Regions from separate parts of the Homo sapiens genome. Here all the other regions are linked to region 1. A link is a loop called in an ENCODE intact Hi-C map of the cell type or tissue named here. Cell type or tissue: Caco-2. All regions are shown on one strand. Links, peaks and the distances in the headings refer to the core of each region. The heading gives the core; the rest is flanking DNA.

Region 1 (5,993 bases), core at 1,400-3,899:
TTTACCTCCCTGGCAAGCTGGTTGAAGCCTCCCTTTCTCTGTATTCAGTGAGGCTGAAGATGACAAATGCAGTGGGATTAAAGCCATGGGATGAAGTTTGGGGCAAAACAAAACCCTTTCCCAAAGACAGAGCTCATGATAGCTATTAGCTGTGAGGATAAGCAAATCCCCAGTGTCTGGAGCATGCAGCCAAGAGACATTCCAGCTCTGTGTCCCACTCTGTGTACTTGAAGGAGACAGACAACTGGCTGAGTTACAGTCTGGACTTTGGGTACTGGGAGATGCAAACTGGACTCTGCCACTTCTTTGTTAAAGGACCTTGGAATAATCCTGGGCTGTATTTTGTGATTTGCAGGGTAAAACCCCTGTTTTAGAGAACTGTTCTCAAATATAATGAGCTACAGAACAAAACTACCACACTTGTGACCTCCAAATAGGACTCCACAGCTTGACCAATTACCTGAACCATAACACTACGGTCCAAAAGCTTTGGTTGCTTCCAAAAATCCAATCAACCCTTACAGCTACCAATGAGGCTATTCAGACATGCATGAAGTAAGCTCTGAAGTCAATGCCAAATGCTTTGGACAATGGCAGCGTCCCTGGGCAGAGGCCAATTTACCATGAAGCTAATAAAGCTGAAGCTTCTAGGCCTCTTTTGAGACCCCCAAGAAGGATGCTAGCAATGTGTCCCCATGTTTGTATTTTTGTTGCAAAATTTATAAAAGTAGGGTGTTTTAAGCCCAATGAGTTGACTGCTTTCTCTATTTCTACTTTCCCTCTGTTCGATTTCCCTTTCCGTTACACGGAGTTGGAGTGATCCAAGGCAGTTGAGTTAGAGATACATTTAGTGTGGGTTTAGCGGGATAAATTTGTGAGAATCAAAGTCTCATCCATATGCTGCTTTACTGGCTTTACTGCTGGCCATCAGTATAGGAATGGTTTCTTGGTCCATGCCTACAGCTCAGTGTACTGACCCACCTGGCAAGGTACACAGAAAGAGGCAGAGCCAGAAGTTGACTCCCAATATCTCCACATGAAAGTGTCCCGCAGTGTTTGGCACTGGAAATATGTGGGCAGTGGAGGAGAAACCAGATTTGAAATGTGTGGAGCCAGAGGCTACTCTGTGGAATGGAGATAATATCTATATTTTTAAGGTTATTATGAAGATTAAACACAATAAGGTATGTGTCAGTGTTAACCGGTATCTAGTATAAATGGTTGGTAAGGAAAAGTATTTTTGTTTCTTATTTGAAGGATCTGACTATATTCATTATGAAAACCAGATATCAGCTGGTCGCGGTGTCTCACGCCTGTAGTCCCAGCACTTTGGGAGGCCGAGATGGGCGGATCACCTGAGGTCAGGAGTTCAAGACCAGCCTGGCCAACATCGTGAAACCCTGTCTCTATAAAAATACAAAAAAAAAAAAAAAAAATTAGCCAGGCATAATGGTGGGTGCCTGTAATCCCAGCTCCTCAGGAGGCTGAGGCACGTGAATCACTTGAACCTGGGAGGCAGAGGTTGCAGTGAGCTGAGATCACGCCATTGCACTCCAGCTTGGGCAACAGAGCAAGATTCTGTCAGAAAAAAAAAAAAAAGAAAGAAAAAAGAAAGAAACCCAGATATCAGAATATCAGAATGCTTGGGAGATTGTGATAGCTCTTGAAACATTATTTTAAAAAACCTATTGTTACTTTTTTCTCCTTTTTTCTTTATTCTCAAAGTGAATTGAAAAATATTGAAAATCCTGCTATTTGAATTCTAGTTAATAGAGATTCTCCCACTCTAAAAGGATTAAAAATTTAAAACACTCTCAAGATGCCTCATAGCAACATTAGTAATAAGAATTAGGACACCCCCCAGATGCCAATGGTTAAGAAGCAAAGTCCATCTGATATTATTAAGCCGCTCTCTGCTTTATTGATTGCTAGGCTCTCTGAGGATGGGAAGAACATCTTTGGGTTTAGTAATATACAGTGCCTGTCTCAGCACATAGGTGCTCAACAGTGACTAATACACCTCTCTAATTGTTCTTTTTATTGGTTCCTAGACTCAGACTGGACTCTATCCCGCCTGAGTTTCACAGATGAAGTTGAAATGGACCACTTGCTCTCCATTTGGTATCATTTCTAAAGTAATGGCTGAAATCATCCCTAACTGGAGAGAGAAAAAAAATAAAATAAAATGACACCTGAAACATTCTTGTTAGTTAATAAGCAATAGGCTGGTTAGAAACAACTTTTTCTCTGTAGAAAAAGGTCCATACATCCTTGTCCCCTACCTAGTCTACCTTCTGTTTCTTTTCTATTTTTCCTGCACCATCCAAAAAAAAGAGGTGCCTCATTTAACTAAAAGCAAGTTTCCCCACATTGGACAGCCTGATCCACACCCCTTTTAGCCTCGGCATCACCTTGGTGAAACTCCAAGAATGTGCCCATACACAAAAGAGAATTTGCTCCTCTTTCTGAGAAACTGATTTCTCATGGCACAACCAGGTTTGCCAGAGCCAGTTGGAAGTTTAGCAATCTTAACTGTGCTTCAGAAGGTCAGACCCAGCCGAAACCCAGGCTACTAAGTATCTAGGTATTGGCACCTCGGGGTGGATGGCTTGGGGAGAGAGAAGGGGGTGGGGGTGGAGAGAGAGAGAGAGTGAGAGAGAGAGAGAGAGATGCGAGGGGACCCCATGTGTTCCACAAATTGCCTCTCCCCAACACCCACCCAGCCATGAGTATATGAAATAATTCCTCCTTTGTCCGCCAGCTGGCTTTCAAAGCTATTGGGATGAGCCTGCTGGACCTGTCTGGGAAGCTTGTTAAACTGCACGGAGTAAGTCAGGGAAAGGGAGGGGTAGGGAAAAGATTAAAGGGCGAATACAGTCTGTGTGAGGCAGTGGCTCTGACTCTAAAGAAGCAGATGATCTAAGGAAAGGAAGAGCTTCCCTCTAAAACCAGAGACTGCATGCAATGCAAATGACCTGTGTGCAGCTGCCTCTGGCAGGCAGCCACCCGCCTCCAAAGAATAAAGTCAGAGCAACAATTCACTCCTGAACCCTGAAGCTTAGTGACTTCAAACAAGAAAAAAGAAAAGTGACATGCTTTTTTCCCCCTTTCCCGAGTGAACTCATCCTTTCCCCAAATTGTGCTGATGACCTCATCATCTGCAGCTGTGTGCTCCAAGCTCTCTCACCCCCTCAATCCCTGGGGATCACATCTGGTGTGGAGCCTTGGTACCTGGGGCTACAACATCTGGAAATGACCGCCTTTACAAGTGGGGTGTTTTGTAACCACCTTTTACTCTGTTTGATGCAGCCAAGGGGAAGGGAAATCTTCAGCATCTTTTTCTTGGGAGATAGCCCTCTCGTCTTTGTGCAATAAGGATTTGCAGGGACAGTGATGTCAGGGTTAGTGTTTCAGGTACCTTTTCATTTTTCACCTTTACATTCATGAGTGACTGTTGGTCTAACCTGAGAAATGATATTGGTCTCTTTGAACCAATCCTGCTTGTGTTTGTTTGATGGTCTGGCTTTTGGTTTGTTTATGTCCTCACTGACAAAGGTAATGTTATTGTCGATATGAAAAATCACCCCAATTATGGCCTGGCTCGGCTCATGCCTGTAATCCCAGAACTTTGGGAGGCCAAGGTGGGCAGATCACTTGAGGCCAGGAGTTCAAGACCAGCTTGGCCAACACGGTAAAACCCTGTCTCTCTAAAAAATACAAAAATTAGCTGGGCATGGTGGTGCATGCCTGTAGTGTCAGCTACTCGGGAGGGTGAGCTGGGAGTATCACCTTAGCCTGGGAGGTCAAGGCTGCAGTGAGCTGTGATTGTGCCACTGCATTCTAGCCTGGGTAACAGAGTGAGACCCAGTCTCAAAAAAAAAAAAAAAAAAAAAAGAGAGAGAGAGAAAATACATCATCCCAATTAGCAGAATTAAATGGGCTTTAGAAACTACAATGGTGAAAATGGCCCTAAACTATTTATGTCTATGGGAAAACATATACATTTAGGAAGGGGACTCTTTTCCTATTGTGAGAATATACATTGATCCAACTAAGTTTGGAAAACAATTTGGCAATCCTCTCTATATAAAGGAACTTAAAAATGCTCATATACTTTCATTCTGAAATTTCATTTCTAGAAATCTCTTATCCAAGTAATATAGAAATTCTAAACTATAGTATGAGATCTTCATTCCAGTATTATTTACTATTTACTGCAATAAAACAAAAAGAATCCCCCCATCACATAAAACAGAGACAACCTAATCCAATGTTCAACATTAGAAGAAGGGCTGTGTAAATTATGTTACATCCATATAATGGAATGTTATGTAGTCATTAAAAATGAAAATTATGCAATGCCTTGTTTATATAATGCTAGAAAATATCAGAATATAAGCATGATTTCTACTTTATACAAGGCATATATGCATGGACAAAGGAATTGAAAGAATATATATGCCAATTCCACAAGTGTTGTTTTTAGGAGGGGATGATGTTACTATTATTTGTTTTTTTATGCATTTTCATGTTTTCAACTTTTCCACAGTGAGCTTGCTTTACTTTTATAATTAGGAAAATAAAGTTATTTTAAAAGGTGGGAAAATGCAAATCCTTTGCAGGCCTCCTTGGCAGAATGTAATGAATTATTATCCTATGCACTATAAACTAAAGTGGTGTATTAGCTAGGCCTGACATAAGAAAATGGCAAACTGTAGGGGAGTTTATATTTAATTCTAGCTGATTGTTATTATGAGAAAATATAAATGGCTCAGAGCCACTGAATCTGATTTTTCTAGATAAGTCCTAAATCCCGATTTTAAAGTGGAATCCACTGATTTTTAAATAAAGGCGATAAATTCACATTTAAAAAAATCAATTACATATGTTGGGCCAGCAAAATATCCAGCCTATGTGGCATTATTTTGAAACTCACTAGTTAGAAAATGCAAGTGCAGTCCTGTGGAGACAGTCACCAGCCTTGGGGGCTGCGGGGCATTTCACTTCACTTCATTACTATTAATAATGCTGCAGTGAAAGCCTTCTACTTATTTCTTTTCACAGCTAGGCAGGTATCTCCCTAAGGTAAACTGTAAAAAGATGGATTTCAGATTCAAAGATTACATTGATTTTTTATACATATTGTCAAATAGTGTTCCAGCAAGTTCAAATGCATTACTTCCATTAACTGTTCATGGTAGCCCTTCTTTTTCACACTATCATAAGTATAGAGTTTGGTCAAGCTTTGTCATAGATGAACGTTTATATCAAATTATATTTATATTATATTCGCTTAATGCTATTAAACAGATATTGTATGTTTATTGACCTTTGGTATTTCTTCTTTTATTATTTGCCTGTTCATGTTTTTTGCCCATTTTTAAGTTGTCTCTGACTTTTTCTTATGGTTTTATATAACCTTTTTTTTGTATACCATGGACAGTAGCTATCATATGAATTAAGTTAAAAAATTTTTTTTTCTTTTAATCTTGTATAATGGGTAAGGTTTTTTTGTTATTTTAATGTATGCCATGAGACTATTTTAAGTGGGAAATTAATTTTGCTTCAGAGAATATCTTGAGGAGTCACTTAGATGATAAAGAGTGAGGGAGCAGTTCATCAGGAAACTGTGAAGCAAAGGGCTAGCCAAACTCATAGGCAGGCTGGAAAACATTAAATGGAAGACACACTAATAAGAGAAAAGTAGGAGATTTTTGCAATACATATAATTGATAAAGGATTAGTATTGAGTATATATATGAATAACTTACAAATTGAGAGAAAAAGGCAGACAACCAATTTAAAAAACAGACTAAAGATTTAGACAGACACTTCACAAAAGAAGAAATCCAAATGGTCAATAAATACACGAAAATTTCCTAAAATCTAATGAGTAATCAGATAAATATAAATTAAAACATCAATAAAAACACACTTAGATGTTTGCTGATGCCAAATGTTTTTGAAGATGTGGAATATCAGAAATTCTCCTA
Region 2 (2,500 bases), core at 1-2,500, 170 kb after region 1:
CTGCTTCTAACATGGAATCCCATTTCCACCTTTGTAAAATGGAACTCATAAACATAACCATTTCTTGGGTTGTTGTGAGGGTTAAATGCAATAATCTATGTAGTATCTCAAAAACTGCCTGACATTTCACAAGTATAGGTGTGTTTGACTATGGTTGTTTTCCATTGAGATCAGGCAGTATCCAACCTTTGGATCAGTACTGTGGGGTGAGAATATCACAGCCCAACAGAGACCCATAAGAGCATGGATGCTGCAGTCAGATGGACTGAGGTTGGAACTGTGGTGTTTCTAAAAATTCTTTATGAAGAGTTCTTACCTCACATGGTTGTTGTGATAGTAAATGAAGTAAAGCAATTCACCTTGCCCATGAAAATCCTTTTAAAACATTAGGTGTCATTATTAGAGAGCACCTACTGAAAGTTGGAAATTAATGATGAGCATGCCAAGGGTGACACACAGCTCTCCTGCCACTTACTGCCTGGGACGTGGAAGGCTGCTGTCCCCCAGCCAGGCATGGACTCACGGGCTGTATCATAACCACAGTGCTCAGCTGTGTAGACCATGCTGGTTTGGCCCCTTTGCCTTCCAAATAGCTTTGGTGACGAAGATGTAGCTGTGGTCACAGTTGCACCTCAAGCCCCTACACTAAATCACAGTGAGTGAGAAATTGCTGGGAAGTGGGAGGAAGGGTGATGGAGGGTGTGTGTAGTCTGGCTTGAGAGGTTCACCCAAACTTTCAAGTAGCCTCCACAATAAATCCAGGACTGTCGCTTGGTGATTAGTTAGAGGAAACAGAAACGGCTGGACAAAGCCAGGAAATGACCTTAGAGACTAAACACGGTGTATTTTATTTTAGGGCTTTTTCTCACTTAGAAGTACTGCCAGGTTGTTTAAAGAGAATGAGTGTTATCAGGGAAGGATTTGGGGGATCTGCCAGGCTTTTGACAACATGTGGTAAAAGATTTACAAAGCCCGGAATCAAAGGAGGAGGACAGACAGGGGGATGTGTACTCAAGAGATGCCGCAGGTGGGCCTGAGATTGACAAAAATTTTTATTGCCCTTTGGGGAGCTTTCTAGTAAGCCTGATGGGCTCTGCAAGGCGGGGGCAGAAGCCCGAGCAGAATGGCACGTTTCTATGGAAGGCGGAAGAAGTGAGGGCAGGGTGGGGAGCCATTTGGGTCCTTTGGAACCCATGGATGTCAATTAGGGAAGGGAGTGGCAGGGTGAGAGCAGGCAGGACTGATGAGACTTTGGGCACTTTCCTGCCCCCATTTTTAGACAGATGGAAATTTAGGAGGTGTTTGAGCAAAAAATAAATAGCCTGAACAATGTAAAACTATTCACAGGAAATGAGGAGGAAGGAAGGTTAAAAGTATTGAACCCCTCTTATGCAGCAGAGTGCTGGCTGAACCATCAGTGCTAATGCATTACCATCCTTAATGTAACAGAGGAGACAAGCAAAGCTTAGGCTGGTAAAATCCCCTTGTGTGTTGCAGGTGGGGGAAATGAGGGCTGTACCCCAAAGTCTATCAAACCCCAAAGCCTTCTATGATGTTACCTTGGAAGGGATGGGCAGGTAGAATTGAATACCAGCTGGCAGGAATCCCTTCTTTTCTGCTTCCTTAAGCAACTGCTTTGCTACTCATCATTACAATGGTATCAGAGTCCAAAATGTATTCCAGGGGTCTCCCCTGCACAGCTTCCCTGCACACCATGGATGGTTCTGGCTTCCTAAACATGAGATCATTCACATTCTCTTATTTAACGACAACCAACTGCAGGCTTCTTTACTTATTGTATCACTGAATTGGCCTAAAGCCCATTTAAAAAAAAATTGACATTGTATGTTTTTATCATGTAAAGCATTATGTTTTGAAGTATATATACATTGAGTAGTGGTTATATCAAACCAATCAACAAATATATTACCTCACATAGTTATCATTTCTGTGGTGAGAGCATATTTTCAAGAATACCATATATTGTCATTATCTGTAGTCACTTTGCTATGAAATAGATCTTAAAATTTATCCCTCCTGTCTAATTGAATTCATATATCCCTTGACAAACACCTCCCCATCCCTCCTTCCCTTCAAAAACCTCAGCCTCTAATAACCACCATTCTGCTCTCTACTTCTATGAGATCAACATTTTTAGATTTCACATGAGGAAGATCATGCAGTATTTATCTTTCTGGATTTGGCTTATTTTACTTAACGTAATGTCCTCTACGTTCATCAATATTGTCACAAACAGCAGGATTTCATTCCTTTTTGTGGTTAAATAGTATTTCATTGTGTATATAGGCCACATTTTCTTTATCCACTCATCTGTTGATTGACACTAAGATTGATTTCATATTTTGGCTATTGTGAATAATGCTGCAGTAAACATGGGAATGTAGATATCTTTTTGACGTAGTGATTGCATTTCCTTTAAATGTATACATAGTAGTGGGATTGCTGGATCATATGGTAGTTCTATTTTTAATATTGGGGA
Region 3 (2,500 bases), core at 1-2,500, 270 kb after region 1:
TTTCATGATGAAATGTTTCTATCATGGCACTGAGGTGTGTTTCCTTAGAACTAGGTTCTGCCTCATATGACTAAGATGTCAATTCTAGGCCCAAATTCATCATCATCATCACTCAGAGGTACTTTATATGGTCAAACATTGTGCTAAGCTCTTGACTTTCATTAGATCCGCAAGTGAAGTAGGTGCCATTTATTATCTCCATTTTTTGGAGGAGGAAACTAGGCTTAGCTGGAAACTCAGCAGAGCTGGGATGTAAACCTAGGCAGGCGAGCTTAAGCACTGGATAGAGTGCGAGAGAACTTTCTAGCCCAAGGCACAGGCAGCTTCTCTTCACAAGGTTCGTAGAAGGGGCTAGGCGACCACAGGTTGGGGACTTACGATGCCGGCTGGAGTGTGGAATTGCTGATGAAGGTAACATGCTAAGGTCCAGGCTTCCAGGACTCTCTGCCAGGTCCGGCTGGAAGCAGCAGAACTCTGTCCTCTTCTGCTGCTGTGGAAGCCCCGACTGGAAATGCAGCTCTGGAGTCTCCCTTTCTCTTCGTTAAATCTCATTAACACTTGTGGGAGTTACGCCCCTGCCTCAAGGAGAACACAGACCTCTAATTGCTGTGAAAAGAGGCCTGGGAAACCCCGTTCCTCTACCACCCCTGACTCTGGGTCTCCTCCTCCTCTGCTCACCGCTGGCGGGGGCTCTTCCAGACTCTGCAGCCCTGGCTTGGTCCCCCAGATTATTAAGTCATTTGTAAAAATCAAACTCATGTGCTCTCCAGAATGTCTTTAGGTCAGCTATCACAACAGCATGGTCCTCTGAATTTTTTTCCCGGGTGCATACAGCAAATGGCCAATCCAAGTGCAGTGTAGAGAGATGGCAGGTCTGCAGTCTGTTTGGTCTTCATCCTCTCTGGGGAATCTTCTTTTTCTCTCCCAGTACCACAGACTAATATTCTGATTCACATTCTGTGATGCTGCCGTTCCTTCTTTCTTTTGTTTTTCTTTTTTTTTTTTTATACCTGCATAAACAGCAATGTCCCAAGCTATGTAGACCAGAGCAGTAAGCCAGTGATGAGCCGTGAACACCTGGACACTGATTGGATGACATTTGCAAAGAACTGGGCGAAGCATCTGGGAGCGAATGCTTGCGCTTGGCAGCAGAGCGGCTGGCGCGGGAGAGCCAGGGTCATCCCAAGAACTCTGTGTGATCCCAGTCCAAGGACAGGAGACAGGGCTTTCCTTGAAGGGAGGTACTGAATGAAAGGTGAGTCACGTAACTACAGCGGAGCGAAAAGGAAACAGAGAATGGTGAAGTCAAACAAAGGGGCAGGAAGAAAAAGAGACAACAGCGTTCCTCCCACCCTGCAGGGAGAAAGGAGCCGCCGCCATAACCTCAACTCAGTCCTCTCCCGCCATCTAGTGGTCATGCTTAGTGACTGCAGCACAGACTACTAAGGGGAATCGTGACACAGGGAGGTGTCGGTGAGATCGCTACCTTATGGCCTGAAGAGTAGACATACTCAACACAAAGGGTAACTCGAGCCAAAACCATCACCAGGAAAACAGGCCCTTTTCTGTGGAAGGGCTTGTTTGTTTTGATTCGAAATACTGTGCAATTAAAGAACAGATGTGTGTCTTGCTCAATCTGCAGGTTAATGGAGGTTGGCTTGGAAATTCCCCAGCCCCTAGCAATTTCTTTAAAAAGGATTCACGTGTGTAGCACACGATTAAAATCTCTGTCAGGAAAAGCCAGTTTTTTATGAATAAAGACTATTTGTTACTTCTATTTTCTGACACAATCCAGAAGCCAAACATTCCTTACATTTTGAAGAGGATAGAGAAGGAACCCTGTCACATCAGATCCCTTGTCTAGACTCCACTCCCTAGTCAGGGAACCTCAGGTTTTTATCCTCCTCTAATAATTAGCTTTCCTGTGAAAAATACATGACGCAGGTTCTGGTCAATTTTTTTTTCTGCAGATTTTCTTTCCCCATTCTCAAATACGAAATATTTGAAGTTCCCAGTGACCAAATCTTGGTACAGGTGTTGGCTGATTGAATTATAAAATGTAGAGCTTTTTGGCAGCAAGAACTAATGTGTAAAGAATAAAACATATATACACAAGGAGTTACAGCTTCACAAATATATATGTCTACCACAAGTAATTGTGCTTACCTATGCCAAAATTTTCACATGTATTAGATTCTAAGAGATGACAAAAAGATCAAGTAAATACAGCCTGTCAACATTCCTTTTTGTCTGTGCCTATATATATGAGATGAACAAAATTTGTAGATCTAAGCAGCAGGGTGCTTTCTCCAGGTTCCTCTGCATTCTTTTCTGGGTCACTATAAATCTATATATCTTTGACTGGATATAGATAAAGGTGCAGCCTAGACCTGTCCTTATAGAGAACGTCTGATGTTTGTTTGTTCTACAGCACATCTGTGCAGGTCTGTGGGGTCACCAGTTATTCTGGGAGTGATAATGTAGGCTCCCTTATGTAAGG

The links. Hi-C counts contacts between places; a loop is a spot of excess contacts. Peaks named below come from ENCODE experiments on the same cell type or tissue, not always from the same donor. Only the 100,000 strongest peaks of a DNase experiment are listed, where the experiment ranks them.
Region 2: a loop joins it to region 1, with 2.0 times the contacts of the local background. A loop is called at or near these places in 1 of 110 quality-filtered maps.
Region 3: a loop joins it to region 1, with 2.8 times the contacts of the local background. A loop is called at or near these places in 6 of 110 quality-filtered maps.

Annotation. Positions count from the first base shown.
Region 1 is chr9:20,195,329-20,201,321 of GRCh38, reverse strand. It overlaps a transcript of SLC24A2 not described here. Among named protein-coding and RNA genes, the nearest start is that of MIR4473, 210 kb to the left of the region's middle. RefSeq lists a silencer at 2,877-3,171. In Caco-2, for the core only: no CTCF peak of the experiment used is centred there; a DNase peak (open chromatin) is centred at 2,811.
Region 2 is chr9:20,027,247-20,029,746 of GRCh38, reverse strand. It overlaps a transcript of SLC24A2 not described here. Among named protein-coding and RNA genes, the nearest start is that of SLC24A2, 240 kb to the right of the region's middle. In Caco-2, for the core only: no CTCF peak of the experiment used is centred there; a DNase peak (open chromatin) is centred at 1,036.
Region 3 is chr9:19,925,081-19,927,580 of GRCh38, reverse strand. It overlaps a transcript of SLC24A2 not described here. Among named protein-coding and RNA genes, the nearest start is that of SLC24A2, 140 kb to the right of the region's middle. RefSeq lists enhancers at 1,101-1,210, 1,136-1,430. In Caco-2, for the core only: a CTCF peak has its summit at 1,406 (motif pointing left); a DNase peak (open chromatin) is centred at 1,380; H3K4me3 peaks cover 240 bases.